2 separate regions of the Homo sapiens genome follow, and region 1 is linked to region 2. Evidence: chromatin loops called from intact Hi-C (ENCODE). Cell type or tissue: dorsolateral prefrontal cortex. All regions are shown on one strand.

The links. Hi-C counts contacts between places; a loop is a spot of excess contacts. Peaks named below come from ENCODE experiments on the same cell type or tissue, not always from the same donor. Only the 100,000 strongest peaks of a DNase experiment are listed, where the experiment ranks them.
Region 1: a loop joins it to region 2, with 3 times the contacts of the local background. A loop is called at or near these places in 2 of 110 quality-filtered maps.

What each region holds. Positions count from the first base shown.
Region 1 is chr1:18,889,750-18,892,249 of GRCh38, forward strand. It overlaps ALDH4A1 (aldehyde dehydrogenase 4 family member A1), which reads right to left. Exons shown (of 15, transcript NM_003748.4): 2 at 263-356. Among named protein-coding and RNA genes, the nearest start is that of MIR1290, 6.1 kb to the right of the region's middle. In dorsolateral prefrontal cortex, no CTCF peak of the experiment used is centred here; a DNase peak (open chromatin) is centred at 1,174; H3K27ac peaks cover 1,120 bases.
Region 2 is chr1:19,303,647-19,306,146 of GRCh38, forward strand. AKR7A2 (aldo-keto reductase family 7 member A2) reads right to left here. Exons shown (of 7, transcript NM_003689.4): 6 at 2,372-2,500; 7 at 319-740. The coding sequence ends at 579. LOC124903867 (a long non-coding RNA gene) reads left to right here. Exons shown (of 3, transcript XR_007065521.1): 3 at 1,565-1,702. It also overlaps the pseudogene RNU6-1099P. Among named protein-coding and RNA genes, the nearest start is that of AKR7A2, 7.2 kb to the right of the region's middle. In dorsolateral prefrontal cortex, no CTCF peak of the experiment used is centred here; no DNase peak of the experiment used is centred here; H3K27ac peaks cover 296 bases.

The DNA of each region.
Region 1 (2,500 bases), 410 kb before region 2:
AAACATGTTTAACTATAAAACAACTAGGTTTATGACATCTGACCTGGCCTGAGAAGCCCCAGAGTAGCTCCAGGCTGCCACCTTGGTCCTCCCAGCTGTTCCCACACTCCAGACCCACAGCCCTCCCAGGCTTCCACCCAAGGCTGGGAGCAAGGGTAGAAGCGGGTGATGGCTGCAGGCACGGGGCGCTATCTCAGGGCTGCTGGGGATGGCCTCTGCTCCATGCCCTGCACCTCTCGGGTGCCTCCCACCCTCCCATTACCTTTTGCAGGGCATCTCGCTCAGGGCTGCCCTGCGTGAAGGCTAAGACGGGCTCGTTGGCCACCTTCAGGGAGGAGGTGTGCTTCCACCGCAGGCTGGAACACAAGGGCAGGGGACAGAGGCAGAGAGGTCAGCAGCGGCCCCACCACCAGACCCCAGCCCCTCTACCTCCGACAGGGGGTCCTAGGTGGGCACCCAGAGCCTGAAATCCAATGCAACTAGAAAGTGGGGGGTCAAAACCCCACCTTGGGCTGGGCATGGTGGCTCACACCTGTAATCCCAGCACTTTGGGAGACCAAGGCGGGCAAATCACTTGAGGTCAGGAGTTCGAGACCAGCCTGGCCAACACGGTGAAATCCCGTCTCTACTAAAAATATTTTAAACGTTAGCCAGGTGTGGTGGCATGTGTGCCTGTAGTCTGAGCTACTCAGGAGGCTGAGGCAAGAGAATTGCTTGAACCCAGGAGGCAGAGGTTGCAGTGAGCCGAGATCGTGCCACTGCACTCCAGCCTGGGTGAGAGAGCGAAAAACTCCATCTCAAAACAACAACAAAAACCCACCTTGGGGGTCCACAACCCAAGGTTCAAGTCCCAGTCCCACGGTTGTGTGTCCTTGAGCCTGTGAGTTGCCTCCTGTGAACGTGGTTCTACGTCTATCAAGTAAGAATAATCGCACCGAACTCACGCGGTTGTTTGAAGTTTAAACACACAGATGCAAAACCACGTTGAAGTATTTTCCACATGCAAAGCGTTACTCTCCCTTTCTTCTCCCACAAGGCAGGCTTTATCCCAAAAAGACCCAAACTCCTCTCTCTAAGCTGAAAGGGCAGCACATTCCAGAACACAGTCTCAGAATGTGAACCAGCTGAGATCCCCTTGGCACAAAGGGCTGAGAGCTCTGGCTGGGCAGGAATGTCCAAGATGTGGACCATGAACTTGGAGAGCTGCCCTGAGCTCAGCTCACAGCCCCGGGAGGGCTGGCCCTGGGGGTGAGGTGCCTGATTCCAGGACACTGAGTCTCAAGAACTCCTTGCTCAAATCCTCTGACCTCTTTCCACCACCCCCTACCACATCTGAGGGTCACAAGGTGGGAGGTCAGGTGGCTCAAAGCTAGGACGCTGGGGTCAGTCATTCCAGAGCTGGAGCCTCAGCCCTGCCACCTCCCAGCTGTGGGGCTTCCCCTTCAGGCCTGTTTCCCCCTCTGTAAATGAGAAGAATGATGATGACAAAGTCAACTAATGCCCAAAGGGCACTTGAAATTGACAAACTTCCCATCTACCGTGGCATAGGACGGGCCTCACCAGCCACCTCTCTACAGAAATAAGGTCATTTTGGTCCTAAAAGGAAAATGACTAGTTCAAGATCAAGAGTAGGGGAAACCTGCACTTGAGTCCAGAAGGCCCAGATACCATCTCTCTCTGGTGTCAATGGCCCCAGACAACCCGAACAGCTGGAAGTGCACAGGTGGGGTTCACTGGTCGGCGCAATGAGGGAAAACACACAGCGTAGGGAACCACAGGGCATCTCAGTAAGATGCTGTTAGGAAACCCATGGGGTTTGGCAGGGTGACTTGGGGAGGGTTTAAGGAAGCCACGGTTAGCTCTGGATTGGCTGCCATCAGAAAGTGGGGGTGAGGCTGACTGGGAAAAAAGGAACATTTACCAAGATGTGCAGAGCTTTGTGGGTGGCACAGAGACCTTGTTTTTGTCCGTGCTTAGACAAAAATCATGAAGAGAAGGCCCGGCATGGTGGCTCACACCTGTAATCACAGGACTTTGGGAGGCCAAGGTGGGCGGATCACTTGAGGTCAGGAGTGTGAGACCAGCCTGGCCAATATGGTAAAACCCCGTCTCTACTAAAAATACAAAAATTAGCTGGGCGTAGTGGCCCACTCCTGTACTCCCAGCTACTTGGGAGGCTGAGGCAGAAGAATCACATGAACCCGGGAGGCAGAGGTTGCAGTGAGCTGAGATCACGCCACTGCACTCCAGCCTGGATGACAGAGCAAGATTCCATCTCAAGGAAAAAAAAAAAAATCAGGAAGAGGGCTTATTGTGTCTCATCTGATCATGGTCTCAGAGGGACGTGGCCTGAGGCTAGTGTTCTGCGGGATTGTTTTTGCCCTATGGGAGACAGACTGGCCCGGCTATGAGTGTCGGGGGCCAGAAGGAGTCTGGGGCTCAAAGACCCAGCCTGGGAAGCCTGAAGGAAGGACACAAAACCAAAGGAGTGTGGCCAGGC
Region 2 (2,500 bases):
TGGTAGTGACTCTAATGGTAGTTTCTTTGTCCCAGTTGTTTCATTCCTAAGAATGTATTGAGGCAACTCTGAATTAGAGAAAATGTACTGCAGGTGTATGACTCTCTTTTCTATCGTGTGTAGAAGAGTGAGAGACACCTCAATGTTGAGAGGTCAGGTGGGTATTCAGACCAGGGGCCCGAGGAGACCCTGGGAGGGCAGTGTGCTTCTGTGACCCTCCTACTACCTCTGCCCTCTGAAGACTCCAGCCCATGGTTCTGCCCTTTCTCAGTCCCCAGGTAGGATGGGAAACAAAGTGTTAACAGCAGAGAAAGCAAGTTTTTGGGGTTCACTCAAGACCTAGGCTACAGCCAGGTCAAGTGCCTGCTTTATTCAACAGGAAGCGCTCAAGTGGGACTCACCCCCCACCTTTCACAGTGTAAAGTGAATAGGGAGCAAGGCAGGAAGCTAGAAAAATAATGCATGGATCTAGACAATTCAGAAAAACCCTTCTAAGTCAGCTTAAGGCCAAGACTGGTCAGTGTGAGAGAACAAAAGAGGTGACAGAAAAGCCTTGGGCAGCCTGAGCCATGATGGGCCTAGCGGAAGTAGTTGGGACATTCGTGAGCAACCAAATGCCAGGCTTGATTAAAGGCATCCACGACAGCCGGCTCCAGGGGCCCTTCCTCTGTTGCTGCCAAGTTCTGCTCCAGCTGCTCCAGGCTGGACATGCCCAGGATGACCGCGTCCCCGTGGGCACCCTGCAAGGGAGACGGCCAGACTTCAACCCTCTTCTGCTGCACAGCGACTCCACTCACAGCCGTCCCAGCCACCTCCCTGCTGAGATCTGGGGTCTCTGTTTATATTTATATCTTGTATGTCCAGAAAGGACTTAAGGTGCCTTGGATAGCTGTACCCACGTGACTTGAAACCCGCATCCTTTCCCCTACTGCCGCACGACGCTTCCACACAGAACTACATTCACAGCCCAGTTCTGCCCCCAGCAGCTGTGTAAAAATGGCTAAGTTGGCTGGGCACAGAGGCTCATGCCTGCAATCCCAGCACTTTGGGAGGTCAAGGTGGGAAGAACACTTGAGCCAAAGTGTTCAAGACCAGCCTGGGCAACAGAGAGAGACTCTGTCTCTACAAAAAACAACAAAACAAAATTAGCCAGGGGTGATGGTGCATGCCTTGTCCCAGCTACTAGGGAGGCTGAGGCAGAAGGATCACTTGAGCCCAGGAGGTTGAGGTTGCAGTGAGCTATGAGTGTGCTGCTGTTCTACCGCCTGGGTAACAGAGTGAGACTCTGTCTCAAAAAAATTAAAAAGCAGGCTACGTTATTAAGCTTGTTTTGACATTCGATCTTTTTTTTTTTCAAACAAAAATATTTTTCCTTGTGTTTTGTACACAAAAGGGGGTGGGAGGTAGTGCGGTGTGGTGGTGGCAGCGGAAAAATATGGAACACTTCACAAATTTGCGTGTCATCCTTGCGCAGGGGCCATACTAATCTTCTCTGTATCATTCCAATTTTAGTATATGTGCTGTCGATGCAGGCATGACATTCAATCTTTTTCTCTGTTTTCAGCATTGGAATGAGAAAACTTATGTAAAACACAGCTCCCACGTACTGAACATCTACCGGATATATGCCAGACACTATGCAACATGGAAGGCTGAAGCTGGAGATAAGTTTGTTGCTGTTATTTTCATTGTTGTTTGCTTGTTTTTTTTAGACAGGGTCTTGCTTTGTCACCCAGGCTAAGGTGCAGTGGTGTAATCTCAGCTCACTGCAGCCTTGACCTCCCAGGCTCAAGCCATCTTCCCATCCCAGCCTCCAGAGTAGCTGGGAACGTAGGAGCAAGCCATCACAACCTGGCTAATGTTTTTGATTTGTTGTAGAGATAGGGTCCCATTTTCTTGCCCAGGCTAGACTCAAATGCTTGAGATCAAGCAATCCTCCCATCTCGGCCTCCCAAAGTGCTGGATTACAGGTGTGGGTCACTGCCACTGATCAGGAAATAAGTTTTAACCAGGAAGACATGAGGCATCAAGAGAGAGAAACCAAAAGGGTGAGATGGGTGGGTCTTAGTTAAACCTGTGTTAAAATGTCTGCCACTTTAATAGCTGGGTGAACCTCGGTTTCCTCATCAATAACACTGGGATAATCATACTTCAGAAAGCCTAAGGAATAAGAAAATCCCTGTAATGAAAATCCCTCACTACAAAGCCTCCACTCAGATACCATCAAAGACCAGTGGGAAGAGTGCTTATGAGAATTGGAAGAAAGAAAAATTTCAGAGGAATTCAGAAATCAAATGCTTTGGGCTTCACCTAAAGGTGACGCTGGTCCCCCTGGAAGGGAAGAAGCTGAGCACCCAGGGTCGCTGGTTACCTGCAGCTGTGAGTGGTGGTACATCCACCGGAGGGCAGCCGAGGTCACACTGGGGGCGCTGGCGCCATATGCGGCCTGCAGGGCCTTCTCCACCAACGCAATGGCCTCGAAGTGGTGCTCCTTCCAGAA